Linked DNA regions of Homo sapiens: region 1 is linked to region 2. The links are chromatin loops, found by intact Hi-C in ENCODE. Cell type or tissue: dorsolateral prefrontal cortex. All regions are shown on one strand. Links, peaks and the distances in the headings refer to the core of each region. The heading gives the core; the rest is flanking DNA.

The links. Hi-C counts contacts between places; a loop is a spot of excess contacts. Peaks named below come from ENCODE experiments on the same cell type or tissue, not always from the same donor. Only the 100,000 strongest peaks of a DNase experiment are listed, where the experiment ranks them.
Region 1: a loop joins it to region 2, with 7 times the contacts of the local background. A loop is called at or near these places in 8 of 110 quality-filtered maps.

The regions. Positions count from the first base shown.
Region 1 is chr7:22,179,334-22,196,144 of GRCh38, reverse strand. It overlaps RAPGEF5 (Rap guanine nucleotide exchange factor 5), which reads left to right. Exons shown (of 26, transcript NM_012294.5): 10 at 2,112-2,230; 11 at 2,690-2,778. Among named protein-coding and RNA genes, the nearest start is that of RAPGEF5, 170 kb to the left of the region's middle. RefSeq lists an enhancer at 10,667-11,565. In dorsolateral prefrontal cortex, for the core only: no CTCF peak of the experiment used is centred there; a DNase peak (open chromatin) is centred at 10,326; H3K4me3 peaks cover 8,000 bases; H3K27ac peaks cover 8,000 bases.
Region 2 is chr7:22,242,225-22,259,035 of GRCh38, reverse strand. All of the region lies in intron 7 of RAPGEF5 (Rap guanine nucleotide exchange factor 5), which reads left to right. Among named protein-coding and RNA genes, the nearest start is that of RAPGEF5, 110 kb to the left of the region's middle. RefSeq lists an enhancer at 16,320-16,811. In dorsolateral prefrontal cortex, for the core only: no CTCF peak of the experiment used is centred there; a DNase peak (open chromatin) is centred at 7,565; H3K4me3 peaks cover 2,389 bases; H3K27ac peaks cover 7,417 bases.

The DNA of each region.
Region 1 (16,811 bases), core at 3,245-11,244, 63 kb after region 2:
TCTTTATTTTTAATAGGTCTTCAAAATGGAAAACTATCACAATGACATAGATGCTATTGATAGTACATCAATATGATTCAGCTCTTCCCCTGCCTGGCAGAGTGTGGCTGCTGTGTGCACAGCCATGTAATACATATTAGTTACACAGGCATTAGAGAAGCCCTTCCCATCCATATGTATGTGCATGGCCTGTGGAAGTTAATAATGCCATATATCACATGCACATAGAATGTAAAACGTACTTCAGAATGACAGCAAGCTCATATAAAATGAGTATTGGCGCATGATTAAAGGAAACCAGGGAAAGATTTTTGTCCTTTCAGAGAACAGAATTATTTGTTTGTTCTGTGTGTCTCAGCATCCCAGACCCTCATTCTGCCTTTTTGTTTTTTTGTTTTTTGTTTTTCGTTTTTTGGGGGGTTTTTTTGGTCAATATATGCACTTCTCTCCAGCCACCTTATTTCACTTCAGCCACATAGATAACAAAGGAACCCCTTTGGAGAAATGAAAGATAGCAATTACACATTGGTATTCATGTTACGGGAGTCCCACTGTCGTCCTCAGGGAGTTTCACAATGAATATCCAGCATTAATTGCCACAGTAACTGCACGCGTCTGACCTTGCTGAAATGTAATACATCGGTTTTACATAGTGAAATTATTTACCACTAAAAGATTAAAAAAGAATGATCATAAAATTATATTGCTGTTTAGAATGACAAATATTTTTCGTTTTTAAGAAAATCCTGGAGGACTTAAATTATTAGCTTATTGCATTTTCTTAGGAATCAGAATACCAGGAGGTAAAGTCACAATTGTTATCAGTGATTTGGCTGGCAATTAGGGCAAGATTAGTGCCTTCCTCTTCTTATGAAAGGTGAATCAAATACATTGACATCCCTGATTAGCCTGTAGAACCAATTAATAAGGCACAATGGATATTTTTTTCTCTGTTGGGGGTGGGGATATCCTCTTTCATGTTTGTACCTGACCGTAGGTAGGTAGGATTTTCTGTAAGTAGGGGAAACGTGCTAGGAGCCCTAAGCACATAGTGCCTTTTTTAAAGAGGTGACATCATCTTTAAGGTGAAACCTACTTACTGTCAACTTTTCTTCCTTTAATCTTTTGCTCCAATCCTCAGAAATAGGGAAGCTAGATTTTCGGACATGCATCTTATAGTTCCTTTCTCCCGGGCTACCGTACGCTTACTGGGTATTGCACATCAGGAGAATTTCACACTAAACACTCTGGAAGTGTTCATGGCTCCGAGTTGGAGGCCACCCTGCTGGGTCAGCAGCAAGCTGTCCTCTGTGACAGAGCCACGTCAGCGGGCCACACTCACTCTGGGCTGTGGAAGCTGTGTGTGCAGAAATGAATCTGTGTGTTCAGCCATCTCTCCTTTTTAAAAAGGGACTGAGGTGAAGAAAGTCTGTGCAGTCATCCATGGCATCCGAATTTCAGCCTAGATGAGATTCTAACTAGAGATCCATTTTTGCTTATATTCTGGCAAAACTAGTACATTATAAATTTGAAGGCCATCTCAAGTCTGAAAAAAAAATTGAATTGAATGATGGAGTGGGTAGTTTTTTTTTTCTTGCCGCCTTTTAAAGTAAGGGTGTAAAGTAAATGAATATATGTATTGATTGCAACTACTGAATAGGGCTTACTCATTGTCTTAATGTTTCAATAATGTATATTTTGTATGATTCAACTTTAATAGAGTGTTTAATAAACATCTACCAGGTAAAAGAGAATATAGTATACATGCAATTAGTATGTTGTGCTTTTTGAAACTTTGAACTTTGTAGTCCCTAAATTGTTTAGGTAGTTTTAAAAATAAACTCTGAATTCCACCTCCACTTTGTTTTCTATTTCCTTTAAAGTATTTATGTCTGTCTAATGTTTTAAGTTTTCATAGCACTTGAGCCTGGATACTTTAATATTAGAGGGAGATTTTTGACCAGACTCCTAATTTATTCTCAATCTTTGAAGAGATGATACTGTAAAGCAACTCTAGAAAATACAGCTTGAGTTAGCTCCATTTTCCCCCCACTTTTAATTTTCTCTCTCTTTTTCCTTCTCTCATCCATCATCCCTGTCCACAATTAAAGCAAGATGATGAAGTGACGACTGTTCAGGTTAAAGAGCAAGACCAGAGCGTCCTGGTGCTGAAGAAAGTGCAGTGCTGTGGCCCAGCCCCCACAGCTGGGAGTGCGGAGAGCCATTGGAGGTGAGAGTTTCCCTGCAGCCACAGAGGCACGCGCTCCCGTTTCCTTTTCCCTGCCTGCCTTCCCTTCCCTTGCTCCATCTCACTCGCTCTCTGCCTCCTCTACCCTCCCTCCCTCTCTTTTCTCTCCGCCTCTCCAGCGTTCTAGCTGACTGCAGAGCTCTTAGCAGCCAGATGGACTCAGTTCCCAGTGAAAGGACAGGGATGGCAAGATCTTTTAGCATTTAGGGGATGCCTTTGTTAGTAACCGTTCACAATGGGCAGCTCCCGGCTGAGGGTCTTTGACCCTCATTTGGAGAGGAAAGATTCCGCCGCGGCGCTCTCAGACCGAGAGCTGCCCTTGCCTACCTTCGATGTGCCTTATTTCAAATACATCGACGAGGAGGATGAGGACGATGAATGGAGCAGCCGCTCGCAGTCTTCCACCGAGGATGACTCAGTGGACTCTCTGCTCTCTGACAGATATGTGGTGGTGTCCGGGACCCCGGAGAAGATTTTGGAGCACCTTTTGAATGACTTGCACCTGGAAGAAGTCCAGGACAAAGAAACAGGTAAGGCTCTGAGTAGCTCATGCTTCCAGACTGATAGCAGCTGATGCCCTTGTCAGTACCCTCAGGGGCAAGGTTCCCACTGTTAGCTGAAACCGGGGTGGGGAGAAATAGCATATGCTTTGTGCGACTCGTCCCTTGCCTTGTGCTGATTTGTTTAAATCCAATAAATGGACACATGTAGATCCCAAGCAGCTCCCTGGGAAGTAGCTGTACAAAGAAAATGATATGAAGGCAGCTGTTCTTGTTTCTTTGGCAATTTTTCCCAAATCTCACCTAAAGGCAGTTGGCAAGAGACCAACATTCAATAGCCCATGTTCAATGGAAAGAAATACAAGGAGGAGGAGGGTTAGCAGGCGTTCACCTGGCATGTAGGCAGTGCTGAGCTGGGGGCAGCAGCCTCCGTGCTGAAATGTCAACAATTAATGCAACTACTCAGCAGCTACATGCTTAGTGGCAACTTCTGCCTTTTTCCAAGTGGTTTACAAACTGCCTGGTCAGAACAAGCCCCGAGGTGCAGACTATGATACTCACAGCTTTTCAGAGCAGAAACTGTAATGCACTAAAGCCTTATCGATCAGACTTCTTGTATTTTAAATTTAATCTGAGAGTAAAACACTCATTTTGCTTTTTCACCCATACACTTTTGGAAACACTACTGTTCCACTTACAAAATGACTTACCTGTAACTTCCTTTATCTCAGAAGGGAGAGTACTTGCTTCTCTTAACCAGAATTTGTAATTTGTTCCATGCTGGAGCAGTTATTCCAATGAATAGGCCTCTGACTGTAGCCTGCATTTTGCAACTTGATCCCTTAACTAAAATGCACTGTTTGCTCCTACCATAGCACCTGTGAGACCCACAGTTTCCTTAGGTTTTTACCATGCAAGAAGGATTGTGAAATGACAGCTTAGGTGGGAACAAGAATTTCCTTGTGTCCCTGGAGTTTTGTCTGAACATAGGTGATGTCTGGGTCTATTTTGCATTCTAAAGGACAATAAGAGAAACAAGTATGTGTGAAATACATAAGTGGGCAAAAAAACAGTATCAAAATGACCTAATCATGTATCCTACAGTAAAGTTATTGTGTAATTTTAAAATTCAGATAGATACCTTATTTTGCATATGTTTGAAGACAAAATCAGTAGTTGTCATTTATATGCACTAAATAAACAGCTAAAAGAAAAACATATTCTCTTGGCATTTGCTAGGTTGATTTTGTATGTCTGTAGATTAATATTTTGTGCATTTGAGCACTATTCCCATGTTCTGCTTCATCAAATGTAATCATCATGGAAGGTGGGTCTAATTTTCAGTCTACTGATTACCAGACTGCTTTACACAGGTGTTTTGAACTAGAATACAGACAAATTATCTGTCATGGAAAAGACACTTTAGTAGAGGTTTAGAAAGATTGAATACTTCCTTCTTCTTAATAACACTACAGTTCTATAGTGCAAGACTTTGTGTCTGGGTCACATTAGTAAGCAGGGAAATTATTATAACCTGCCCAGGCCTAGCTTCATTTCATTTTCTTTTTAATTGTCATTAGTTTGTGTTCTCTTTACTTTTGAGAAAATGGCTCAGGTGCTCACAGGTTCCCACTACTTAACACTGAGAATGACAAATCACCCTTATTATTGTTGCTAATGTCAGAATTTGCCTGCTATTGGGAAATATAGTGGTTTGCATCCTGTCTAGTGACTTATTCTTGCTTTCTTCTCAGTTATACCAACCCCTGGGATCACATGTGTCACTTCTGCCATGTGCTCACAAAGCCAAGCGGACCAGGACTTCATGGCTTGACTCTCCTAGCACCAACCTAAGTGGGGAAGAAGGGGTTGGTTGGGGTCACCTCACCTAATTCCTGCTCATTTCCTTAGAGTTTGGGGGAGGGACACAAATGAAACTTTAGAGTTTTGCAGAGACATCTGAGTGGCAAAATGGTAACAACTTTCACCAAAGAAAGATTTTATGAAAATGGAAAAGTCAACTTTGGAGAAAATGATTAATGTGTATATAAAAGAGATGCCTAAGTGGAAGTCAGTGTAGCTCTTCCAAACTTCAAGAACGGCACTTGGAGAAAACACAACAGAAAATCCACCATGTGGTTTCTGTTAATAAGATTATAAGAAATATAATAAATATAAAATAAATGTCATGTGCAAATTGAAGAAAAGGAGATATTAATAGCTCGAATACTAAGCAAATCAGATATTCAAAGTAACAGGACCCCTTGTCGCTGACAAAGGTGAATTCTAGTTCTTTATCTCGGTCAGGTAAGCAACCCTCATTATCAAAGGCCCGGGTGTGCAGGAGCTGAAGAGAGTTGCATAAACCATATGGAGGACAGATGGAGGAAAATGAGAAGGGGCTGCAATAAAAGTACACAGCAGCATTTTTATGTTCTTGAGCGCCCCTTTTACGGAGATGGAGCCATCTGGGGCCGCGTGTAGCCATATGGTGGCCCTCCACATGGCCTAATAGCAGTGAGGAGGAGAGGGTCCATGGGAGAAAAGGAATGGTCCTGGAGGCTGGGATGAGCCTGTTCTGGATTCTTACATTTTTGGACCCATCAGAGGCTGGGGAAGATAACTGAACAAGAGATGTGAGTAATTTCTCATCGCTTTCCCACAAAAGTCACTAATTTGTGAAAATGTAGGTGCAGGACCCAATAGAGGAGGCCCTCTGTGCTCCCACAGGACAAGTGGAAGTGATTACTGATTGATGTTAACATACAAATAGATAACGTTTACTCCATTGAATATAGCCGGGAGGAGAATGCCAGGGCTATTAAGATAAGGCATTTCTGTTGTTACTGGACTCAAGAATAGAATAGGAAACAACTAAATTCATATAGTATTCTATCAGCAAATCAAGCTTTTTAAAGGAAAAATAATTCTAGAGATGCTTAAAAGCAACCTACTAATGATTTTCTTAAATGAGTTGACTCGCACACACCTACTATGTATACTATTTTCATAATCCCTCAAGTACGTATCTTTCCTCCTTTGTAGTGAAAGGCGCAAGAAGTCATCCAGTATGATATCTATGGAATGAAGGAATGCATGAGTGAATGAGTGAATTTCTTTCTTTTGAGACGGAGTGTCTGTCTGTCACCCAGGCTGGAGTATGATCTTGGCTCACTGCAACCTCTGACTCTCGGGTTCAAGCGATTCTCCTGCCTCAGCCTCCAGAGTAGCTGGGATTACAGGGGCCCACCACCACGCCCGGCTAATTTTTGTATTTTTGGTAGGGACAGAGTTTCACCATGTTGGTCAGGCTGGTCTCGAACTCCTGATCTCGTGATCCACCTGCCTCGGCCTCCTAAAGTGCTGGGATTACATGCGTGAGCCACTCTGCCTAGCCGAGTGAATTTCCTAAACTTTTAAAGAGAAGATCAATGGGAAGTGCTGATAAGGAACAAGCAAACCAACCAGGCATTTGGGTCTTTATTTGCAGCCAGTTTTGAAATGTTCATTCATCTGTGACAAGCTCCCTTTTTGTTTACTAAGTTAGCAATAACACTCCCTGAGAGCAAGCAGCAATGAAATTCATTGTCATCTAAATTTTTCAACATTTCTTCTTTTGTCTGATAGTTCTTCATTGTTTAAAGTAGGAAAACTATGAGTCTGGTAACTAGATATTTGTGAACCTGGACAGTGATTGAAGCTGTTTTCAAAGATTTCCTTTTTTTTTTCCAAGGTTCAGGTTTTGACTTGAAATATTTTGAAATGTTAGAGGAAAATCAAATTGTTTCTGGAGCTTTATCTTTTCCCAGAAATTGGGCAAACATCACTGGGCATGAGGTTTACATGAGAGAATTACGAGGAAGGTAAGAAAGAAAAAAAACAAGGAGCTGTGAGTTAGAGGAGTTGAAGGGATGGGGGAGCAGGTTTGGGCCCAGCCAGTCCTGCTCTGTGGTGGTCCTGCTGGTGACTGTAGCTAGTTAACCCTTTCTCCTCCCTAGAGAGGATAAAGTGTGTTTTGCTTACAGATACTTCTGTAGTGAACGATGATTTCTGTTTCAAAGCAGGGGGAAAACTGTGGATTACATGGAGAAACCCCTTCTTACTGATTTTTCTTTCTGAATCTGTGTTACGACAGGTCTACCTTAGGGAAAACATAGGAAATATGTTATTTCCCATTTCCTTATTCATCTTTTTGAAGAAAATGTACTTATGATTACAAGTTTCCAAGAAAAAAAAAAGCCAACAGAGAATAGAATAGTAGGAATAGGTAAAGCCTACCAGCTGATTCTCATTAGGCCTGACCTGATTTCTTTTAGGTATGGCTGCTTTTTTTTTTTTTTTTTTAATTTCATGAGGTTATCATTCAGTATATTCTGTTAGCATGCCTCTGTGTGGACGTGTCTACACAGCTTGCCTTGATTCTTTCAGAGATACCTCAGTGTTGGGGAGCTGGCGTTTAGCAACACATAGTAGGTTGAGCATGTGATTGAAAAAGTGAGTTCGTTACTGTTCTAAAGAGGAAACAACCTCTGTGAAAGTGCCTGTTTTATATTATAGGAGTGTCTCACTCAACTGATAGAGTCCAGAAGCTCTTGATGGTCAACCTAGTGACTTTTTTTTTTTTTTTTTTTTGAGACGGAGTCTCACTCTGTCACCAGGCTGGAGTGCAGTGGCGCGATCTCGGCTCACTGCAACCTCCACCTCCCAAGTTCAAGCGATTCTCCTGCCTTAGCCTCCCAAGTAGCTGGGACTACGGATGCGCACCACCATGCCCAGCTAATTTTTTGTATTTTCAGTAGAGACAGGGTTTCACCATGTTGGCCAGGATGGTCTCAATCTCTTGACCTCGTGATCCACCCACCTTGGCCTCCCAAAGTGCTGGGATTACAGATGTGAGCCACTGCGCCCGGCTGTGATGTTTTTTAAGCATTGCACTGATAAAACATTAAGTAAAGTGAGGGCAGGCACCTCATTTTCTATTAACTTTTTAATCTTGTCTCCTGCCAACACCAAGCTCATGATAATCCCTTGATATTTAATTATGTAATTTTCATGGAGGAAAATTAAGAATATCTTTCTTCTTCCCCTTGGAAAGATAGAAGACAACGTAAGTGAACTTCTTCCTTGCTTACCTTGCCTTTTAGCATTCCTGGAATGATCCTGGGTGCCTTTCTTCCAGGCTTTTTCTCCCAGGTTGCCAGACCATAATAACCCCGTAGCAGCATGGCTTTTGCTGTACTAAAAATGTTTGAGGGTAGGTAAATATTTAGATGGCGGTAAGTCTTTTCATGATTTTGTACAATTGATATGCACATGACATTATCTTGTATTTATATCTTTTTATTTCTGTAAGGTCATGTAATAAACAGACCAGTGTAGCTTATCTGTAGCTGCACATTAGCAGCACCTGTGATGCTTTTAACAAAACAGCAATGTCCAGAGATCCTAATTCAGTTGGGCTGAGTTGGGGCCTAGGCCTTAAGGTCTTTAAAAGTTCCCCAGGTGATGCAATCCGCAGCCAAGTTGAAAGACACTGAAATAGAACATTGTCTTACTTCCATATTTTGAAAGACCAATTCTAGGTTTCTATTGGTTATAGATATACAGAGAGTTAGGAACAACGTTCCCCCTTTACAACCCCTCTGACAGGACTGTATGTCCAGCCTCATGTCCGCTGGCCCCTGTCCTGGAGTTCTGCAGCTTGAGAAGTTCATAACTGACAAACCTACACTGCCAGTCCTTCCATTAAAGTGGTTTTGGATAAAAGGACACCATCAGAGGGAACAGAGGTACTGGACACACAAAATGTTTGGTTTCTCATCTCTTGGAATGAGAAGGTGGGACTATAGTGAAAAGCCATTTGGATTTTTGTGTGGGTTCTGTCACATGACACAAATTCCTGGATGGTCCTTAGGTTTCACAGCCAAGAATGCTTCTGAGAGAAATAATGTTTTACGAAAGGAGAAAATGCATATAGCAGAGTAGAAAGGTTACTAAAATGAGATTCTAAAGTCTTGAGTACCGAATCTGGGCTCCATTAAAAAAACAGCCTGAGACTTTGAGCAAGTAATAAATGAAATGATCTCTAAAGTATCTTTCATCACTAAAACCCTTTGATTCAAAGGGATCTATATTTTCTTTCCTTGCAAAATATGTTACAGAACCATAGAATTTTAGGTGGGAGGGAGACCTGAGAATTGGTGTAGATGACCTCCAAAGTCAATTTATGCTGAAAACACCATCACATAGCCCTTGCACGAGGGCTTAGGAAATTTGGTCTAACTTCATGTTACTGCTACATTTCTTCAGCCTCGTAGAGCTGTTAGAATGTTAACGGGGTATTAAGCTTAGAATCCAAGGCTCAGTGGCCATACCTGGTGATGATTTAAGTGTGTTTTTATATAACCTTGTCCAATGGGAAACTTTTTAAGTTCCTTTGAGAAATTATGCCATAACATTTCTAAAGAATAGCTTTGATTTATCACTCTACTACTAAATTCCATTTGCAGAATTTTATTACCAAGCCATTTTGGGATATTCAGAAATAGTGTTGCAGGAGAAAAGCAGCAATTTTCCCTCAGTGGTGAAATATACTACATCATATCTCTTCTACTAGCCATTTCCTGGCAATTCCTTAACTTTTAGCTTTATACACTGCTTCTATAAAAAATGTAACTGTGAATTTTAGTTATTGAGTTTCTGAATACCTTAGAAAAATTTAGTTCCTTTATTTATTTAATTCCTTTAAATATCTTTGACCTCCAAATGCATAGGCACTGTTCTAAATGCCAGGGATACAAAATAGACACAAAACTCCTTACCCTCCTGAAGGCTTATATTCTATTGGAGGGAATCAGACAATAAAATAAGTAGGAAAATATTGTATATTAGATGATGGGTTGCTAAATAACCAATATCATTATAGGCACTAATTTGGGATAACTATATCCATGTCTTTAAAAATAAAAAAGCTGGAGGATCTTTTAATGTATTTAAAGTATTTTAAGAATTAATGTGAAACTTCTGGTCAAATGCAACGAAGTTCAGAATCAAAAGAAATACACTTAATTGAAATTTTAAAAATAACATAAAAGAAATTTGAAGTATGCATAGGTATCCCCAGTTGGTAAATCACTATTGTTAGAACCCATAGAATCTGCATTTGTGGAAATGTTTGATAAGGATATCAGCCTTTTACCATCTTAAACTGTGAAAATCGCTTTATCCAAGGCAAGTAACTGGACTGGGCTGCTACTTAGTCTTTTTCAGCTTTAAGAAACTGTCACTTCAAAATCTTAGATTAAGCACTTTGGGAGGCCAAGGTGGGCAGATGACTTGAGGTCAGGAGTTCGAGACCAGCCTGGCCAACATGGTAAAACCCCGCCTCTACTAAAAATACAAAAATTAGCCAGAAGTGGTGGCACTGAGGCATGAGAATTGCTTGAATGCTAGAGGGGGAGGTTTCAGTGAGCTGAGATCGCACCACTGCAGTCCAGCTTGGGCAACAGAGTAAGACTCTATCTCAAAAAAAAAAAAATTAGATTAATTTGTTTGCATACATGCTAATAAAAAAAAATCAGTGAGAGACTGAATTCATTAGCACAAACTCCAGCTGCCCTGGGTGTGCCTCAGATGCAGATGAAGAGTACCACTGTTTGGTAAGGGCTTGTTTTTCCAGATAAAGCAAAGACTTGAAACAGCTGTCCACAGTGACAGTACAAATCCCCAAAATGGTGTCAAGAGAGAAAAAGTGCTCAAGTTAGAATATGATTTCTGTTCTACTTTATAATGTGTGTGCTGTGGTTTTTGTTTTGTTTTGGTTTGGTTTGGATTTTGGTAGTTCCTTGAGCTTCTCTCCTAATTACTAGCATGGAGAATATAATGTACGGTATTTGTTGACCATAATTGAAGCATTGGAAGGCTTTATAAATTAGTGTTGACAAAGTGATGAGATAATTAGAATTGTGTAGAAATTTTCTCAGTTGTTTCACTTATAAAAGCAGAGGCTTTAGGCCAGATGACATTTGAGGACCCTTCTAGCTATGAGAACCAGGTTCAAAGATTACTCCAGACACCAGTTTATTTATTCAAACCTTGTCCCATTAGATGGATCCTTTTGCAAGATAATTATCCCCATTTAATGGACATAGAAGCCAAGGTAGAAGTTAATTCAGTTGCTTAGTGATTGAGCCACCATTTGAATCGGGAAATGAGCCCAAATATATTCCGAGTTGTATCCCGAAGATTATTTTTGCTAGAGACTGGAATCATGGATGAAAGGCATAATTGAAGTAAAAATCTACATTCAACTCAAGCTATAAGCCCCAAATCAGGTGCTTCAGTACCCACTTAAGAGCGTTCTAATCTCCAGCACAAAGACCTGCTTCTTGGATTCCAGCTGTGAGCAGAATGGCCACTGGATGAGCTAACTGCTTCAAAAAGGTTGAGAGAGAGAGAGGAGAGAGAAAGAGAGAGAGGTCCTAGTTCCAGCTGACACTGTATCAGACTACTCACATGAGAAGTGATTAAAAATTAAATTTTGACTGTGGATTTCATTTGAGGTGCTCATCTTCTGGGTTAATCTATTCTCACCACCTTTGAACATGCAATAGTATGTATGATAACAAGGGAACTGATGCTTTTACACTGCCAGTAGATTGTGGGTTAATTAATACCCTTGTTGTTAATGAAGCAAGGTGAAGTGAAGTGAGACCCAGCTGAAGCATAAGATCATTAACATACACTGATTAATAACGGAAAAATGTGGAAGTTTTCATTACAACACAACCAATGGGCAAAGGAAGATATTTAATGGATAGGGATATGTTTAATAGGAGTATAGCATACCTTTCAGGGAAACAATCTCGATTTAGAATGAGAATGGATCATTGGAATGCATTTTTTAATTGCATCATTTTCATGTTTGTACCACATTTGAGCTGTAGTTTATTATCTGAATTTTAATTTTACAAACAATTTCAGCATGAAAGGTTATGCAAATGTTACAGTTTTCCAAATAAGAAAGTATTCAGAAAAATGTAGAGTAGTTTATTCAATGATTACCTAATATTTCTAGTGAACTATGTGGAGAGATGAATACTTTCATTAAACTTTTAATTTTATGATTTGCTTTCATCCTCCACCCTTGTTTATTCTGTGTCCACTGTTAGAATTTACTACGATAAATGCATAGGAATGTATATGTATATTTATTTATAAACTAGAAAATAAGACATTGGGTAATTAACTTGTAATATTTAACTAAAGGGAAACTACAGTTGGCTTCGCAGATGTGGCTTTTGCCACAAAAGGTTGACCATTTTACAGTAGACTTTGTAAACGGAAAGTTCAAGTGGAAGTCTAGAGCATGCCAGAAACAAACCAAAGTATTATAGGGTTCTAGGAAATTAATTTCAGGAGGATCTGAAGATAGGAAATGGAAAAAGGAGTACATGAGGGGGAAAGAATGACCTTAGAAATTAGATCCTTAGCTTCCAGACTATAAGAATTATGGAAAACTTGGGCATCTTAACAGTTTATGGACTTTCTTCTTTAAATACTTTGAAGGAAAATGTTAACCACTTTCTGACAGGTTAGAGTGGAGGTTTTGTCCTAGAGGCTGAAGGTGAGATAATCTGGAGGTTCCTGCACACGGTGTTCTATCTAAATGACATATGCATGTGACTGCTTATTTCCTCGAAGTCAGTTTCAGTGCTGACCTCAACCCCTGAACCCCGGTTTTCCTGTGTAAACTGCAGCCAGCATGGAAGATGGAGAAGTCAGTGGACTTTCTACTTTATTCATATTTGCATATGTTGTTTTCTTTTTATCCTTTATTTACATTAATTTGCTTCACCTGAAATACTTTACCTCAAATGCCCAACTTGATACTCATCTTTTTAGCTAGACTTCCATAGAGAACTTTGGTTCTTTCTTTGTAGTTAAGTAAATTTCTAATTTTCTAGAACAACTGGAGGATAAATTATTACAAGTAATAAAATATTCTGCTCCACTGAGAGTTGCCATAAGTATGTACACAAATTGTCAAGTTTCAGAGAATCAAATATATAAAATTACAATCTGTTTTCAAATATAAAAATCTTTTTTTTTTTTTTTTTTTTTTTTTTTGTGATGGAGTCTCACTCTGTTACCCAGGCTGGAGTGCAATGGCACCATCTCGACTCACTGCAACCTCCCCCTCCTGGGTTCAAGAGATTCTCCTACCTCAGCCTCTCGAGTAGCTGGGACTACAGGTGTGTGCCACCATGCCCAATTTTTGTATTTTTACTAGAGACAGGGTTTCACTATGTTGGCCAGACTGGTCTTGAGCTCCTGACCTCAGGTGATCCACCTGCCTCATCCTCCCAAAATGCTGGGATTATAGGCGTGAGCCACTGCTCCCAGCCTCAAATATAAAATCTAATAGCAAACTATGAGGACCTAATAATAGTCCTTGCTTTTATTGTTATATGGATAAGATATTGGCTTACATCTATATAATCTCTTTGACGTAGGATGAAGGCTGCATTTGAAACATAAATCCTCAATATAACTTGTTTTTTCTCATAAAAATAAATTTGAGACAGATAATACCTTGTTTAATATTCTCTTGATATCCTGTCTCCCTGACAGGGTGTACCCTTTAAAGAAGAAGGCTACATATATTACTTTTCTATTTCTTTGGAAAAATAATTTCTACAGCATCATTTCCCAGTTCAGTTAGTGCTAACTGGGGTTTCATTTCTTTTGAAAGGAAATTTCTGTTCTAAAACCTTTAAAAATGTGTAAATTGCCATATTTTCTCAGGAAGTTTCGTGTCTATTGGCATATTTAATATTGCGCTTTAGTAGAAACGCATGTGGTTTTGTTAGTGTCTGGCTGTATTTCCAGGAATTTGTTTAAATGTGTGATTTAAGTGGGGCATTTCTGGAGTAGCAAATTGAAGGGAACAAGAGATACTGAAATTCATGAAGACAAGATATTGTGTCAGTTGTGGGTTTGACAACCTAGTAATTTTAGCAAAATGATAGTTTCACTCTAACATCGGCAGCTGAAATTACTTGAAACTGTGTTTAAGACAGTGTCAACGGTTGAAAAACCTCTGTCTCCTTCTTTCTCTTTCTGTGTTTCTCTCTCTCAGAGATCTTGTGTCATCTCCCCAGACGGTTGTTGGATTTAAAGTGAGATAATCAGATGTCCTTGTCTGAATTTTAAAATGTTTATGACATCTTCCTCAAGTAAAATTTAGCATTCTATCAGAAAATGGGGGAACAAAGTGTTTTTTTGTGTAAGAGTGTGTACTTCAGATAGTCGTATAAAGTGTGAGGAAGGAGTATTAGTGGATGGCAATTTGTTGATTACAGTCACTGCATGTTAATCTCTCACAGCATGTTTCAATCAATTATTGCTTCATTGAAAGGGTGTAATGTCATAGAATTGCTCTGACAAGCCCACATCTAAAAGAGATATTCTTTGTGTGGGAGAATGTTTGCTTTTAACCTACCTATAATTGAGCTTCTCTTCATTTTTCCTATCAGCCTTTTGGCACTATAACCTTCCCCTCCCATTTCCCATTATCCTCATTTTCTGCCTCAGGCTTTCTTACTCTACAATTGAAACCTTTTCTTTCATTCAGTTTGCAGCTTTTTTGCCTTGTACTTAAGGCTGCTACTTGGCTGGCAGTCCTTCCCTTGAATCTCAAAAATAAATATGAAATTAGAGTTGTTAAATACGGGTGACAGAAACGTGGGAAACTAAACAACAACAACCAAAATCCCAGAACATCTTGTCATAATCTAAATAGTGACAGAAAATAATTTTCAGAACAATTCTGTAGCCTTTTCTGCTTCAGACTTGGACTTGGCGTTCTTGTCTGGCATTTAGGATATTTGGTGAATCTTCTGACTTTGAAATATTTTAATCCTTTAAATGAGCTTCATTTAGTGGGAACATGAAAAGTACAATTTAAAATTCTCCATTGCATACCTGGCTGGATATTGCTACCTAAATTCTCAGTCTAAAAACAAATATGGTTTTAGATGAATGAGTATATGTAAGCTTCTGCTATTTTTTTCTTATTATATCCCTTTCAATATTCTTCACCTGTTATGAAGAAGAATTTATGTAGTACTGACAGCAAGTAAGCTTTTTCCCCCTAAGTTTTCTTTGAGTCTTGCTTGATATCACATATTTTCTTTTGTGTAGCAGCTTACAGATTTTAAATTTACTGTCATGTCGTATGTTTTGTTAAGAAAAAAAGAGAGAGCAGAGTGATCTTTTCATCCTAATTTTGGTTCTAATTCTCAGAGTTGGATATATAAAATGTGACCTTTGATGTCTTGGTTCAGTTTGATCTGTATTTGAAGGCATTGCCAGCCATTTTCATTTACTGATGGCTTCTGTAGAACAATTTTAGTTAACCCAAGTTCTGCCAATGCTGATTGGCATAGTGTGCATATCTCAGAATTATTATGACAATTTGCACTGTTTGATAGTCTCCCAGGGAAGGTGTTTGTTCTTCCAAACAAACCAACAAACAAACATCCAAGGCACTGTGTCTTCGTCAGCACATTCTAGAAATCCACAGTAGTGAGATCAGGATGAATTAATATTGTTAAGTATTCTTAACACTCCTTGAATGTACCTTTCCTACTTTTGATAATTGAGAAAATTGAGAACCATATCATATTGCAGATCGTGTACTTGAGCTTCTGGAAATTTTCAGTGTACATGTGTTATTTGTGAGTAGGCACAGCTGCATATAACAGAAAAGCTCTAATGATGATTTAAACATGGTATAAATGTATTTCTCTCTCATGTGAAAATAAGTATGGAGAAATACAGTCCGCAGCCGATAAAGCCACTCTGATATCAGTCAGTTCTGAGATTCCTTATTTGAACTTGATTTCCTGGGCCCTGATGGACACTAGCATAACTGTCCAGGCAGCAGGATGAAGAAAGTCATGAAGAGCACACTTGCCCGTCACACACGGCTTCTGCTTTTACCTCATGGACCAAAACTTAGTCTTGTGGCCACATCTAGCTGCAAGTGAAGCTGGCAAATATATTGTATATTGTTTTGTTGTGACTTTAAAATATCAGGGGAGCAACATGCCCAGGGAGAAAAAATCAAAGTTTGATTCCCAAAAAAGGGGCAAATGGCATGTAATTTTGTAAATAGAAGCTTATGTTAAGTTTGTTTTGATATTGTAGACCCAATACCATAATTATGTATTTGTTTCTTCAAAGAAATATGGACATACTATGTTTTAACGCATTGTATAATTGTCAAGGGAAAGGGGTCCTGATTCAGACCCCAAGAGAGGGTCTTTGTGTCTCACGCAAGAAGTAATTCAAGGCGAACCCATAGAGTAAAGTGAAAGCAACTTTGTTAGAGAAGTAGAGAAACGAAAGAATGGCTACTCCATAGGCAGAGCAGCAGCTTGAGCTGCTGGACTAAGGATACTTATAGTTATTTCTTGATTATATGATAAACAAGGGGTGGGTTATTCATGAGTTTTTCTGAGACTCAACGTTCCTCCCCTTTTTAGAACATATGTGGTAACTTCCTGATTGTTGCCATGGCATTTGTAAATTGTCATAGTGCTGGTGGGAGTGTCTTTTAGCATGCGATTGTATCATAATTAGCATGTGATGAGCAGTGAGAACAACTGGCGGTCACATTTGTCACTATCTTGGTTTTGGTGGGATTTGGCTGGCTTCTTTACCACATGTTGTTTTATCAGCAAGATCTTTGTGACCTGTACCTTGTGCAGACGTACTATCTCACCCTGTGGTTTAGGATGCCTTAACCTTCTGGGAATGCAGCCCAGTAGGTATCAGCCTTATTTTACCCAGCCCCTATTCAAGATGGAGTCACTCTGGCTCAAATGCCTCTGACATAGTCATTTTTTTAAAAAGCCTGTGAAGTGGTTTGGATTATCTCTGATATCCTCCTCAACAAGTGAATATTTAGAATAATCTTACATATGCTTAGCATGCAAGGTTTAGTTAGCTATAAGTACTTTTCTTATGTCTGATTTGAGCTGTTGATTTCATGTTTG
Region 2 (16,811 bases), core at 3,047-11,046:
GTTTTTATTTTAATGAAGTCTAGCTTATCAATTTTTTCTCGCATGAGTCATGCCTTCGGTTTTATATTTACAAAGTCATCACCAAATCTAAGGTCATCTAGATTTTCTCCTATGTTATAGTCTAGGAGTTTTATAATTTCACATTTTACATGTAGGTCTGGGGCCCATTTTGAGTTCATTTTCAAGGGTGTAATGTCTGTGTCTAGGTTCTATTTTTATTTTATTTTATCTTTTGCATGTGGATATCCAGTTGTTTCTGAACCACTTGTTGAAAAGACAGTCTTTTCCCTATTATATTGCCTTTGCTCCTTGTCAAAGATCAATTGACTATATTTGGGTCTATTTATGGGCTCTCTATTCTGTTCCATTGATCTATTTGTCTATTCTTTTTTTTTTTTTTTTTTTTTTTTTGAGACGGAGTTTCGCTCTTGTTGCCCAGGCTGGAGTGCAATGGCGCGATCTTGGCTCACCACAACCTCTGCCTCCCCGGTTCAAGTGATTCTCCTGCCTCAGCCTCCTGAGTAGCTGGGATTGCAGGCATGCAGGTGCCACCATGCCCAGCTAATTTTGTATTTTTAGTAGAGACAGGGTTTCTCCATGTTGGTCAGGCTGGTCTCGAACTCCCAACCTCAGGTGATTTGCCTGCCTCGGCCTCCCAAAGTGCTGGGATTACAGGCGTGAGCCACCGTACCTGGCCTGTTTGTCTATTCTTTCAACAATACCACACTGTCTTGATTGCTGTACCTTTACGTTAAGTATTGAAATTGGGTAGTGTCTGCCTTCCAACTTTGTTCTTCGCTTTCAATCTTGTGTTGACTATTCTCAGTTTTTTCTCTCTCCATAAAAACTTCAGAATCAGTTTATCTGTATCTACATCTATTATCTCTTCTAGTTGGCTCTTTTTTTGTTGTATGAGAATTTTCGATTTTGTGTCCCTTAAAATTGTTGAACTCCAATGAGTTCTAATAGCTTCCTTAAAAATTATCTTGGATTTTCCACATGGACAAATTCATCATCTGTCAATGATGACTGTTTTGTCTATGTTTACCAATGCATATAATTCCTTTTTTCCCATATTATAATATTTCATTAGAGCCTTGCAGTATAAGTTTGAATAATATCAATGATAGTTGTCATTCTTATTTTGCCCCTGACTTTAATTAAATATAATGTTTTCTGATTAGAAGAGCAATATAAATGAAGAAGATTGTATTAGGAAAAAACAAAGACATTTCTTTCTTACAACCCCTCCCCACCCTGAACTACAATACATTTGGGAAACAATCTAGGGGTAAAAATAACCAACAAGATATATATTACTGTATTCAAAGAATTCAAATATGGAAATATTAGAGATACCTGACTGATTCACTGTGCATTCTCAATGCTTGAGTTGGCATTGAGTGTGGATGTGAAGGAACAATGGCAAGGTACAAAAGAGCCTAAGTCATAGGTATTGTATTCATTTGTTCCTTTATCAAACCCTAGCTGGGCACAAACTATAAGCTGAATGCAGTGTAAGACACAGGATACAATAGTGAGCAAGGACAAGTATGGCCCCTGCTGTTTTAAAATCATAGCATATGTTTCATAAATAGAATGCATTAATGAGTCAGTGACTGTCAGAGAAAGGTAAACTTCTTATTGTGATTTTAGGAGGTGATCAAACGCAGAACCATTAAGCATGGCCTTAATTAAGTAGAGTTCCAGCTGCAGAATGGTGTTTTCTATGTATGCTTCTTATTTTTAAAACTATTGAATACTTTTTAAAGGAGAAGAAAAATAAGCTAATATACATCAAATAAAAAAGTATTTAAAATGATAGCTGGCACATCTGGAGCTTGACAGAAGGAATTGATTACCCTACTATCTTATGTCTTGTAGTAAAACTGTTAATTAGGGCACAGGTGGTCCTGCCGGATTTCTGTCTAACTGCAAGAGGTTATTAAAATGAGCATTAATGTAAAAAATTTTTAGTTTCAGCCCACTGTACAAACAGAAATAAAAGTAACTGCCAATCAGTGTAGGTTTTATGAATAATTAAAGGCTGTAAGCTTAGTAAAAAATCTATTTGTTGTAATTTTCTAAAAGGCCATTAGGATGTGCCTTTGAACAGTTTTCTACCCTAAGAGCGAACCTTAGTGGATGTGAATAGCATTTTAAGGCTTCATAAGATTTGCAGAAATTTGCACAGATATCCTTGCACTTCTTTCTCGTTGTTGGATTGCTTATTCTCCTGCTAATGTTGGCTCATTAGTGTCTTGGGAGATGTGTTACTTCCCTTTTCCAGGGAATCCAAAGCACTTTTAGCTCTCATTATCTTTAGATCATATGAAATTTGTGCCATGGTGGGCTTCTATTTCTGGAAAGCCAGAAATCTCATAGTGGTAAATCTCCTTGGCAGTGTTTAAATTTCACTCTCTGTCCTTAGCCCATAGCTAGTTAAGTGTTTTAAAACTAAAGTATCTGGGATTTTAAAGTTTGAAAAGGAAAGAAGGACCTCCAGGCTCTGTTTTATTTTTGTCATTACGTGTCTTTGCGACCTCGGCTTTGTGATTTCAATTTGTATCTTGCAGGGGCTGGCGTAAAATTTGGTAACCTCAGTGATTCCTTCCAGCTCTAATATTTAAAAATCCTGTTCTAACAATGTTTTCACTTTTTACATTCATTCACCTCAGTCACAACCTTGGGACTATTTTATTCAGGATTATTTTAGGTGCATGTGACAGAAAAACTAACTGAAAACCAAAAAGGGAATTTTTTGCCTCAAGGACTCTGTAGAGTTTAACAGTCTCAGCGAGGGATTGTCCTGATAGCCCCAAAAGAAGCTTTGCTAAGCGATCTTGTTGGAAGGATGAAGTGCCCACCTCTGGAGCAGCAGGAGAATGGCAGGGGGAAGTAGACAGGTCAAGTCAACCCCACACAAGCAAAATACATGGCTCTACAAAGAACACCAGCAGAGGGGAGAATGGCTGCTGGGCAGGCAAGAGTAATGTGATCACCCCAGAAGGAATTGTTTGCACTGTCTCAATCACAAGATTTAGAGAGGAGGTGCCACCCTGAGACTCACACAGGCTAGAAAGTCTGCAGGCAGAATGCAGACTCAGGTTTTCCAACACCTGGTCTCTGGCATTTCCAGCCACACTCCCACTCTTGATTAGTAATTTTCAAGATAATGAGAGTAAATATGTAACTTGTGAAAAGGCATTCTTATTCTGCTTTTGTTCCTGGAAATTGAAAGGAATGAATTGAAAACTCATAAACTCTTCAAGTTGTGGGTAATAACATTTTTTCTCTCTTTCTAGGATAAACCAGCCAGGAATTCAGGTTAAAGTGTTCTTCATGTACCAAAATATTTTACTAAGATATTACAATATATATGATATATCAAAGTGTATAAAATGGTTTAGCCTATTGTGTTTTTGGTTTTGGTTTTGGTTTTGTTTTGAGACAGTCTCATTCTGTCACCCAGGCTGGGGTGCAGTGGTGTGATCATGGCTCACTGCAATCTACCTCCCAGAGTCAGGTGATCCTCCCACCTCAGCCTCCCAAGTCACTGGGACTACAGTCATGTGCCACCATGCCCAGATAATTTTTAATTTTTTTTTTGGTAGAAATAGGGTCTTGCTATGTTGCCCAGGCTGGTCTCAAGCTCCTGGGCTCAAGCAGTCCTCCCGCCTTGACCTCTCAAAGTGCTGGGATTACAGATGTGAGCCATGGTGCCCAGCTAGCTTATTGTGTTTAGCTTTTAAAAACATTATTATTTTTAAGAGGCTAGAACGGATAAGAGAGAAGCCAATGTTTTACGTTAAATTGTTTTTTCTAAGATCATATAGGATACATCTTTGATTCCTATGTTCAAAGAATGTATCCTATATGACCTTATAATCCTGTATTCAAGCTTAAATAGGCATTTGGGGTGGGCATATGGTTTCAACAACCTGCTAACTCTTATTTGCCATGACAGTGAACTCCAGGTAAAACATTCAAGTAGGAAACCCCAGGATCTGGTAATCAAGGTGGACCTGTTAGACTCGGGGTCCCCAATCTCTGGTCGATGGTTTGGTGCCTGTCCGTGGCATATTGGGAACTGGGCTGCACAGTAGGAGGTGAGTGGCAGCAAGCAAGCATTACCCGCTGAGTTCCACCACCTGTCAGATCAGTGGCAGCATTCGATTTTCACAGGTGCGCGACCCCTGTTGTGAACTGCACATGCAAGGGATCTAGGTTGCGTGCTCCTTATGATAATCTAGTGCCTGATGATCTGAGGTGGAACAATTTTATCCCAAAACCATCCCATCTCCCCCTTCCTCTCCAAGTCCATGGAAAAATTGTCTTCCGTGAAACTGGTCCCTGGTGCCAGAAAGGTTGAGGACTGCTCTATGAGACAATCTGAGGGGTTTGATTTTTTTTTTTTTTTTTTTTTTGAGACGGAGTTTTGCTCTTGTCACCCAGGCTGGAGTGCAATGGCGCGATCTCAGCTCACTGCAACCTCTGCCTCCTGAGTTCAAGCGATTCTCCTGCCTCAGCCTCCCAAGTAACTGGGATTACAGGCATGTGTCACCACACCTGGCTAATTTTTTTTTTTCAGTAGAGACGGGGTTTCTCCACCTTGGTCAGGCTGGTCTCAAACATCCCACCTCAGGTGATCCGCCCGCCTCGTCCTCCCAAAGCGCTGGGATTACAGGTGTAAGCCACCATGCCCGGCCTTTTTTTTTTTTCTTTTGATTACCCTTTGTCTAAAGTCCCAGCTTTCCAGATCTACTGTGAGTAACAATCACATCACCAGTAACACGATTTTGGAAAACTTAGAGGTTTTAAGCCCCCTTTTCAAGTATATGTATGTAATATTGGGAGCAGTCACATGTTAGCAGGACTCACCATGCGAGGCATTTGTGAGGTTTGAAACTGGACACCAGTGAAAAGGCATATTCTACTTTGGAGCAGAATATTCCAAAGACAAGATATTCATATTGCTTTGTCACAAGAAATGAAATTGATGATAGAATATTTTTAACAGTATAAATAAGGCTTTCCCTTTTTCATGTGTAGAAGAAAAAAATAACCTTTATACCTGTGGAATAGCTTCTGCTTTTATGGTCTTATAAATTTTTACTTTTTATTTTTAGTTGACAGGTTCTTCTTTTAACGTAGCACCATATTAGACTTTACCTTGATCCTTTGGTAAATACATAGCTAATATTTAGGAGAATGCATGACAAATGGGATTTTAGAATGGATGTTAGTAATAAAATTAGGGTCAGCAAAGACAGGCTGACTTGCTTAATATAATTATTGTCATCTCAGATTTCCTTTACCTTTCTGATAATATGTGTTTAATTTTTTTGGAAGAAATTTAAGTTATCTTAAAAAGCTATAGAGATATTATTTTGAATGCTCTCCTTTTGATCTTCTTTCCATCTAATTGCTGAGTGTTCTAATAAAGAGTGTTTACGCTAAAAAATGCTACGTTATAAGAGGAGTCTGTTGGCTGTATTTAAGTAATTAAAAGTTTATGCTTATTTTTTGGTGGTATTTTCAACCACGTACATTTCCCAAGACTTTCACAGCCTCTCAAAGGATGGACCAGGATCCTCTCAGAATTGATTTTTCCAGATGGTTTGTTTCTGTCCTTTTCTTTTCTTTTGCCACATCCTCGATACTGTGTCCAGCAGCGCCCATCACTCTCATTTCTGGTCAGCACAGGCCAACACCGATTGTCTGATAACCCCGCTGAATGTGTTGTTTAGCATTTGTCAGCCAAGAGGAAAGAAGTGTCATGTGTTTTCCCCTAAAATAATCAACACAACATTCTTGTCTTCCTAATTGATTGATGATTCCTAGGATGTTTTCCCCAAAAGAGAGAGCTTTGCCTAACACCATGCTGATTGTTGAAGTTTGTAAAATCTGTCTCCTTCTCCAGTGCTATAATAACTCATTGTTCTAACATTTCCAGAGATCGTTCTTCTGTCCCTGCTTGCTGACAAATTTTGTATATTCACGTCCTGTCTCCACCAGTGCATGTTCTTGTTGAGCAGTGATCAATTCAATGTTTGATGGGTTGTATCTTTCTTTTTTTTTTAAGTGAGATAAAACCATCATAAGAATCTTAAAACAGTAATTCTTAATGCATTGTAAAGTTAAAGCATATTTGAAAATGTAAAATTCTTACAATCAAGAAAGTAATAGCACTGGTAAAGCCCAGGAATAATTGAAAATGCATTCAGCAGATGCTTTGTAAATTTTTTCTAACTCTCCCACTGGGATACAAAGAAAATTGCCTTTAAAAAAAGTCCCATGACACTATCTTTTGTAATTAGAGCTATTAAGTCGAAATGATAAATAACCATTCAATGGCATACTATAAAAGAAAATAGCCCTTTTCACAGATTTCTCCTGATGAGCAGGAGATCTGAGAGTAGTGAGTATAAGAAGTTAGATTCCTTTAACCCTGAGAATTGTTTAGAATTAAGAAAATCAGAAAGCAAGGCAAGATGATTTTCTTTTTAATCCTTCAATATGGTCATGCCCATTAAGATAGTAAATGAAACAGATTTGCCAAGGAGGTGAATAATTATAACTACAGCAGCGCATACTCCAGAATCCAAGGTTTTTGAGGTCTTGGTTTTCAAAAATACTTGGGGCACTTCAGTCAAGCTGTGTAACACTTAGTAGACAAAGCTAATTGAATTGCTGTAAGTGGAAGCTTGTTCCTATTGTAGGGAATTTGATCCTGGGAAGAACTGAACACTGATGGTGCCAGTAAGGTGACGTTGCCCAGAGCAGGTTACTGTCTGGTCTTGTGTGGTCCAGGACAATGATTTTAAGCTCTTCAGAGTCCTACTTCTTCTTGCACATGTTTTATACACATTGCTAAGCCTGGAGAAACAGTTTCCTGAGACATTGAGCAGAGAGGTGGGTGTAAGGCGGGGGAGAGGCATTAAAGAGAGAATCAAGTTTTCTAGTTGAGAGCTAAGAAGCAGCTTCCAGCATTGCAGCTCCTGGGAACATGTTTTTTGTGAGGAAACTAGATGAGCATAATGAGTGTACCCTGTGCATAAATCCAATATTAGTTCTGTACCCAAGGTCAAATGAAAGTTAATGACCATTTACACACCAGAGATCTGAAACCCACATTTTATTTCCTTCTCATAATGACAAAAGGGGAGAGCAATTTATATTTAAATTAATTTAAATTTCAAAGCATAAACACAGAGGTCTCCCTGGCACCTCCACTTTTTTTTTTTTTTTTTTTTTTTTGTCAATGAAACTTCCTGGCAGGGCTCAACTTTCATGAAAATGAAATCCCATCCTATATCATTTTCCCAATGTGGACAGGTTTTTATTTTTTGTGGAACTACCTCATTCTCACCCTGCTGGGTTAGTGATACCAAATCAGAAGTCAGCAGTGCAATCAGGGCCACTTTATTTAATGATTTAGGTTTTGCATTTGTTGAGCTAATTAACTGATTGTGGCAACTAATGGCTGTCCTTAATACACTGTTGACTGGGCAGCTACTCCCCTGAAGCCTGCCAGCTCCTTTGTCCTTGGTTCCCTGGTTAGTGGAAGCTGCTTCCCAGATGAATCTGTGATACATGCCACCCAGCATTCTGAGGCAGGGCCCAAGAGGCCATTATGCTAATTACCAGGTGCCCTAAACAGGACATGCATCCACTTATAACGCTGTATCTGACAAATTCTGTGTATTTGGGTAAATAAAGGTTTGCACTGGAGGGTACGTGAGTGGTTGCTGGGGGGGTGGCATTGTCTATGATTTATTTTTAGAATTTACAATTCTGTGACTGCTTCTCTGTAAGGTACAACATTTTAATATTATTATTGCTTTTGCAATCTGTAGATGTTTTAAAATATTAAATATTAAAATATTTGAGGAAATATTAGGAGATCACATAATTAAACAGAAAACTTTAATGGCTAAAATCATGTCTCTTATATACTAAAATATTCCTTAAGAAGAAAAATCCTTGCCATATGCTATTCTTATAGAGTTATGAAATTCTGTGGAAAACATGGGCTTCTACCAAAATTTAGCAGTTCTGGGGGTGTGGCCAGGAAATTTGACTCCTACACTGGGTGTGTTCCCCCTGATTAATCACTGTCTTTTTTCAGCCTCAGTTTCCATTCTTTTATAAAATGCAGAGGTAGGCTTGGTCGATGACTAGAGTACCATGCTGGAGGTCATGTCCTAAGTACCAAGTACTAGGAAGCTCCCCTTCTCTCAATTATACATTGCTGTCTATTCCACAAGAATATGAGAATAATAATTACTAATCATTTATTTTCCTTCCTAAACTTTTTTCATTTTATCGACTTTTTTCCTAGTAAAAATCTACTGAAGGCCTTTTTTTCCCCCCGGGGACATTTTCTTCTGTCATTTGTATTGACAAGTAAGAGCTATCAAGGGAAATCTTTGTCCTGGCCGTATGACCCAGCTAGTGTCCATCCTTCGTCACATTAAAAGTCTAATTGGATAAACAGACATGCAAATGGAACTGTTCTCAGTAAAACTGGAAATGACATGAACATGGTATGTGAAGAAAAGTAAATAATATTCCATAGTAAGTGATGCAAAGTGCATAATTTGCTTCAGCTGAATTCCACCAGGATAAGTGATGCTTATGACAAAAGTGAAATTTATATACTATTCTTTTCACTCATGTAATAAAAAATACTTAACACTTGAGAGTTTCTAAATCAGACATTGTCTTTTTAAGCAGATAAGCAAGCCCTGGTTCTAGCTATTTGCATTTTTCAGATAGGTTATAAAAATACTGTATTTTAAATACTGTCATATAGTGATTAAGATTTGTTTTGGGGATAAGATTAGTGATAGACATTTTCACCCTGGAGTCAATGAAGGCACGTACAATGAAGGCATGTACAATTTCAGCTTAAGTGGTACATTTTATTGTTAAGTGTTTTTGTTTGGAGATAAGGAACCATAGATAGATAGATACTTTGTAAAATAATCCTAGGTCCCTTTCTGATAGCCGCATCAAAGTCCCCCCTTGACTAAATAAAATTGTGTTTTTTCTAAAGCAGTGGTCGTCAAATTTAATTTGCATAGCAGTTACCTGCAGCACTTTTTAATAGTGCTAATTCCTGGGCTGTACCTCATGGGGCTTTATTTAAGTATAGACTGAGGCCCTGACATCTAGATTTTAACCAGCCGTTAGCCCTCAGTGATTCAGATGCCAGACTTTGACAATCACATTCAAAAGTCTGTATGACCCGCAGAGTTAGGGAATGAGCTGGTGTTTTATAAACGGTGTTTGGTGGTCTAAGAAACCAGTCACCATAGAATAAAACATATATGTTATAGTTCTGCGACTACCTTATTTATTGGAGAATTGCCTAACTTTCTGTGTTTCTCTACCAGTGAAAGCTTTATAAAAGGAGAATTATTACCAAGCTTTGTTTGGTGGAGAGTCAGGAATAAGCAAATATTCTAACTAAAGTTTCTATACTAAACTTGTCAAGGCTTTTCTTTTTTTTGAGCGGATTTGCACTAGTTTAAAGGATAAGGTGGGGTGCAGTGGCTCATGCCTATAATCCCAGCACTTTGGGAAGCCGAGGTGGAGAGATCACTTGAGGTCAGGGGTTTGAGACCAGCCTGGCCAACATAATGAAGCCCCACCTCTACCAAAAAAAATACAAAAATTAGCCAAGCATGATGGTGCATGCCTGTAGCTACTCAGGAGGCTGAGGTGGGAGAATTGCTTGAAACCTGGGACGCTGAGGTTGCAGTGAGCCAAGATCGCACCACTGCACTTCAGCCTGGGTGGCAGAGTGAGATTCCATCTTAAAAAACAAAACAAAACAAAAAGGGTAAATAACTTTAAGCCTGGCTCCAATTAAGTGTATCTGAACTAAGCCATATCCTCGTAAACTGTGTGCAGGTCCCAAGGGCTTGTCTGGTTCTCCTTTTGCCAAGAAGTAGCTAACTTTCATTAAATAAAAATGAAGCATTTGCTTTAAGACTTATTAAAATCAGTTGAGGAAGTTTACACCTTATCCTGTTATTGTTTTCTGGTAGAAGAATGACTGTGAGAAATTTCAGTTGAGGTTGTCTTTGTAGGCTTAGGAATAGATGGTAGTATTTAGAAATGTTGCCGATTTTCTTCCACCCTGGCTACAATAGGGAGCAAAGCATGACCCATACAATTTGCCATCTTACTTTTATAGGTTCTAGTCTTCTTCACTTTGATTTTTAGTATTGTTTTAGCATGTTTAAAAGGCTCATTTCCTACCTCCTAGTTCCGGAGGTAGAACTAAGTGCAAGTTCTTCCCCTCTGTGTGAGAGGCCTTACAGAGCAGACACGCGTTTATCACTTATGCCTAAGAAAGCAAGCTTCCCTGCGCTGCTGGGGATTAGTGAGGAAGGTTAAGGAAATAGGAGATTATCAATAATCTCTGGCTAGGAATACTTCTTGCTGACAGTGGAGGAGTTGGGGGCATTGTCCCAGCAGCCTGTGGTCCTCAGGGAAGTGGTGTGTCCATCTGGTCTGGTTAGGGAAGGGGCAGATTCCATCACTGGGCCTCACAAGTATTACAGCAACACACCCAGTCTGGAAGTTTGGACATCGGGCACCTCACATCTCTAGTTCTCAGCTTCATCACTGAAACTAACCCAAGACTTAGAATTCAAGCTTAGCATTTGCACCTAAATCCAAGTTAGTTGAAGTTGATATGTTTTGTTTATAACAGGCCTCCATGAGTCAACTAATTTCGTGGTTAGCCTTGTAACCAAATGGACAGTGTCATCAAAAGATCACATTTGTTGGAATGATCCGGGCCCCTCTAAGGGAATTTTTCTAGGGCCTACTCTAGCACAGGGTTTTTGTTTTTTGTTTCTTTTTACTTTGATGATTTTAAAAAAAAATTTCAACTTTAATTTTAGAGTCAAAGGGTACACGTGCAGGTTTTTTACCTAGGTATATTGCGTGATGCTAAGGTTTGGGGTATGCATGATCCCGTCACCCAGGTACTGAGCATGGTACGTAATAGTTTTTCGGCCCTTGCCCTCCCTCTTTCCCTCATCCAGTAGTCTACAGTGTCTATTGTTGCCATCTTTTTGTCCATAAGTACCCATTGTTTAGCTCCCACTTATAAGTAAGAACATGCAGTATTTGGTTTTCTGTTCCTGCGTTAATTCACGTAGTATAATGGCCTCCAGCTGCAACCATATTGCTACAAAGGACATTATTTCATTATTTTTATGGCTGCATAGTATTTCATGGTATATATGTACCATTTTTTTTTTTATCCAGTCCACCATTAATGGGTCTCTAGGTTGGTTTTATTTATATTAGTGCATTTTCATACTGCTATGAAGAAATACCCTAGACAGGGTAATTTATAAAGAAAAAGAGGATTAATGGACTCACAGTTCCACATGAATGGGGAGGACTCACAGTTCCACATGAATGGGGAGGCCTCACAATCATGGCAGAAGGTGAAGGAGAAGCAAATGCATGTCCTAGATGGCAGCAGGCAAGAGAGTGTGTGTGGGAACTGCCCTTTATAAAACCATCAGATCTCTTGAGACTTATTTACTGTCACAAACAACAGCACATGAAAAACCCACCTCCATGATTTAGTTACCTCCTTCTGGGTCTCTCCCATGACACGAGGGGATTATGGGAGCTACAATTCAAGATGAGATTTGGGTGGGGATGCAGCAAAACCGCATCACCATGTCTTTGCTATTGTGAATACTGCTGCAGTAAACATATGAGTGCATGTGTCTTTTTGGCAGAACGATTTATTTTCTTTTGGAAATATACCCAGTAATGGGATTGCTGGGTCAAATGGTAGTTCTATTTTAAGTTCTTTGAGAAGTCTTCAAACTGCTTTCCACAGTGGCTGAACTAATTTGTATTCTCACCAACAGTGTACAAGCATTCCCTTTTCTCTGCAGTCTTGCCAGCATCTGTTGTCTTTTGACTTTTTAGTAATAGCCATTCTGACTGGTGTCAGATGATAACTCATTGGAGTTTTGATTTACATTTCTTGGATGATTAGTGATGTTGAGCATTTCTTCATATGTTTATTGGCTGCTTGTGTGTCTTCTTTTGAAAAGTGTCTGTTCACGTATTTTGCTCATTTTTTAATGGGGTTGTTTTGTTTTTCCTGTTCAATTGTTTAAGTTCCTTATAGATTCTGGATATTAGACCTTTGTCAGATGCACTGTTTGCAAATATTTTCCCCCATGTTGTAGTTTGTCTCTTTACTCTGTTGATAATTTATTTTGCTGTCCAGAAACTCTTTAGTTTAATTAGGTCCCACTTGTCAGTTTTTGTTTTTGCTGCAATTGCTTTTGAAGGCCTAGTAATAATTTTTTTTTGCCAAGGCTAATGTCCACAATGGTGCTTCCCAGGTTTTCTTCTAGTATTCTTATAGTTTGACGTCTTACATTTAAATCTTTAATCAATCTTGTTGGTTTTTATAAATGGTAAAAGGTAGGGGTATATTTCATTCTTTTGTATATTGGCTAGGCAGTTATCCCAGCACCATTCATTGAATAGGGAGTCCTTTCCCCATTGCTTATTTTTGTTGATTTTGTCAGAGATCAGATGGGTGTAGGTGTGCAGCTTTATTTCTAGGTTATCTATTCTGTTCCATTGGTCTTTGTGTCTATTTTTGTAACAGTACCATGCTGTTTTGGTAACTGTAGCCTTATAATATAGTTTGAAGTCAGTGAATATGATGGCTTCTGGCTTTGTTCCTTTTGCTTAGGATTGCTTTGGCTATTTGGGCTCTTTTTTTATTCCATATGAATTTTAGAATAGTTTTTTCTAGTTCTGTGAAAAATGACAATGGTAGCTTGATAGGAATGGCACTGCATCTGTAGATTGCTTTGGGCAGTATGGCCATTTTAACGATATTCATTCTTCCAATCCATGTTTTTCCATTTTTGTGTGTGTGTGTGTCATCTATGATTTCTTTCAGCAGTGTTCTGTAGTTGTCCTTGTAGATACCTTTCACCTCTCTAGTTAGATGTATTCCTAGGTATTTTGTTTTTTGTGTGGCTGTTGTAAATTTGATTGTGTTCTTGATTTGGCGCTCTTCCTGAACATTATTGGTGTATAGAAATGCTACTGTTTTATGTACATCAATTTTGTAGCCTGAAACTCCACTGAAGCCACTTATCAGTCCCAGGAGCCTTTGAGATTTTCTAGGTATAGAATCGTATCAGTGAAGAGAGATAGTTTTCCTAATTGGATGCCTTTTATTTCTTTCTCTTTCCTGATTGCTTGGCATGGGCTTCCAGTACTATCTTGAATAAGAGTGTGTTATGTTGATATTTTAAGAAGAAAGCCAAATAGTTGAAGTAGCCTATGGTTTTCTCAGTTTATGTGGAAATTCAAAATACATGTACTTTTATTTATTTGAGAGGAAATATGGCTTAGTGCCTTCAACATGGACTTGAAAAATATACAAAATGGGCAGTCTTTAATTGGTGCTGGGAAACTGGATATCCTCAAGCAGAAGAATGAAATTGGACCCCCTATCTCACACCATATACAAAAACAAATGAAAAATAGATTAAAGACTTAAATGTGTGAATTTACACTGTACACTTCTAGAAGAAAACATAGGGGGAAATCTGTATAACATTGGTCTAGACAATGATTTTTGTGGAAATGACCCCAAAAGCACAAGCAATAAAAGCGAAAAAAGACAAATGAGATTACATCAAACTAAGAAGCTTCTGCACAAGAAAGGGAGTAATTAACAGAATGAAGAGACAACACGCAGAGTGGTAAAAATTATTTATAAACCACACATTTGATAAGGTGTTAATAGCCAACATATATAAAGAATTGAAACAACATGATAGGAAGAAAACCTGATTTTAAAATGGCCAAAGAACTTAAATAGACATTTGTCAAAGATATACAAATAGCCAACAGGTTCCTGCAAAAAGTGGTCAATATTACTATTCATGAGAGAAATGCAAATTAAAATCACAGTCAGCTATCACCTGCTACTTGTTAGAATGGCTATTAGCAAAAAGATGAAAGATAAGTATTGACGAGGATATGAAGAAAAGATAATCCTTGTACTTTGCTGGTGGAAATGTAAATTAGTACAGCCATACCACAATATGGAGTTTCCTCAAAAAACTAGAAATGTAATTACCATATGACCTAGCAATCCTACTTCAGGTATCTATTCAAAAGAATTGAAATTAGTATGTTGAAGAGATATCTGCACTCTCATTTTAATTTCAGCAGCGGTCGCCTACCATTTTGGCACCAGGGACCTGTTTCATGGGAGACAGTTTTTCTACGGACTGGGGTAGGGGGATGGTTTCAGGATGATTCAAGCACATTATTTACTGTGCACTTTATTATTATTACATTGTAATATATAATGAAATAATTATACAACTCACCATAATGTAGAATCAGTGGAAGACCTGAGCTTGTTTTCCTGCAACTAGATGATTCCATCTGGGGGTGATGGGAGACAGTGACAAATCACTGGGCATTAGATTTTCACAAGGAGCATGCAACCTAGATCACATGTGCAGTTCACAATAGGGTTCACGCTTCTGTGAGAATCTAATGCCGCTACTGATCCGACAGGAGGTAGAGCTCAGGCGGTAATGTTCACTCACCCACCGCTCACCTCCTGCTGTGTGGCCTGGTTCCTAACAGGCCATGGATCAGCACCAGTCCGTGGCGTGGGGGTTGAAGACTTCTGCATTACGGTATTCACAATTGCTGAGATATGGAATCAACGGAAGTGTCCATCAACAGATGAATGAATAAAATATGGTGTGTGTATATATATATGTATATACACACACACGTATATGTGTATATATGTATATATACACACACACAATAGAATACTATTCAGTCTTGAAAAAGAAGGAAATAATGTCATTTGCAACAACATGGATAAACTTGGAGGACATTTTGCTAAGTGAAATAAGCCAGGCACAGAAAGAGAAATACTACATGATCTCACTTACGTGTGGGAACCTTAGAAAGTGGAACTTAGAAAGTAGAACTTACGGAAGTAGAGAGTAGAAAGGTAGTAACCACAGGCTTGGCGGGTAGCAGTAGGAGAGGACTGGGGAGATGTTGACCAAAGGGTACAAAATTTCAGTTAGATAGGAGGACTAACTTTTCCATATCGATTGCACAGCACGGTGACTATAGTTAATAATAATGTAGTATCTATTTCAAAATTACTAAAAGAATAGATTCTCAATGTTTTCACTGTAAAAAAATGATAAGTATGGAAGGTGATGGATATGTTAGTTTGATATGATCACTTGACAATGTATACATAGTCATTCTAAAATCATTCCACAATGTATGCATACATCAAAGCATCCTATTGTATCCCATAAATATATACAACTCTTATTTGTCAATTAAAAATTAAAACTTAAGAAATAGATTGGGCTGATAACTAATGCTCTATCAGCATTTTTTTTTGGCTGAGCACAGTGGCTCATGCCTGTAATCCTAGCACTTTGGGAGGCCGAGACGGGTGGATCACCTGAGGTCAGGCGTTCAAGACCAGCCTGGCCAACATGGTGAAACCCCATCTCTATTAAAATACAAAAATTAGCTGGGCATGATGGTGGGTGCCTGTAATCCCAGCTACTCGGGAGGCTGATTTGGGACAATCACTTGAATCCGGGAGACAGTGGTTGCAGTGAGCTGAGATCGCACCACTGTACTCCAGCCTGGGTGGCTGAGTCAGACTCTGTCTCAAGAACAAAACAAAAACAAACAAACAAAAAAAACTTTTTTATCCCCAAATATATTTTGGCTTAGTTTCGTTATTTGACAGTCTTATGAGATTGCTTTCTTTTGTGAGCCGTAAGTACTTACATTGATATTCAAAAATGGTAATATAGAGGCTTTCAGAATTATTAACTGCACTGAAATGTAGAGGGGAAATGCTATGTTCTTTATTTTTGACAGTGGCTCTGTGGTCCTTACAAGTTGCTACCCACTGTCACTGAGCAATATTGTAGTTGTTTCTGATTTGAACTCTTGTTTCTTTCTTTCTTTCTTTCTTTTTTTTTTTTTTTTTTGAGACGGAGTTTCACTCTTGTTGCCTAGGTTGGAGTGCAATGGCGTGATCTTGGCTCACCGCAACCTCTGCCTCCTGGATTCAAGTGATTCTCCTGCAAGTGATTCTCCTGCCTCAGCCTCCCAAATAGCAACCATGCCCGGCCAGTTTTGTAGTTTTAGTAGAGATGGAGTTTCTCCATGTTGGTCAGGCTGGTCTCGAACTCCTGTCCTCAGGTGATCCGCCTGCCTCGGCCTCCCAAAGTGCTAGGATTACAGGCGTGAGCCACCGCGCCCAGCAATTTGAACTCTTTTCATAATGAAAAGTCTGTTTAAGATGTAGCTGCTTCCTGGGGCTGGTTTCAGTCCCCACTTTTGGATCGCTCATTCCCTGGCATGCAGGGATTGTTGGAGCCACATGGACCATGCCAGTCACTCTGCCCTAGTGAATTCGAGTGGTGACCAGGGGCCCTTCTCAGCTGGGTCAGGGTCTCTAGGCCTTTCTGGCTGCCCCACCCCATATTGGCAGAACTTAAACCCTATGGCCTCCCTGCCACATGCTCCATCCAGACCTTTGCCTTTTGTAAGGGGAGGCTCCATAGCAAGTCCCTATCCCCAGGGCATGTGGAAACTGCTAAGTGCTAGGAACCTTCCCATCCTGGGAAAGAAGAGCTACTCAGGAAAAATAGCTGCTGACTTGCTGTGACTCTGCTGACTTCCAGAGGTGCTGGGGGCAGACTTTGGGG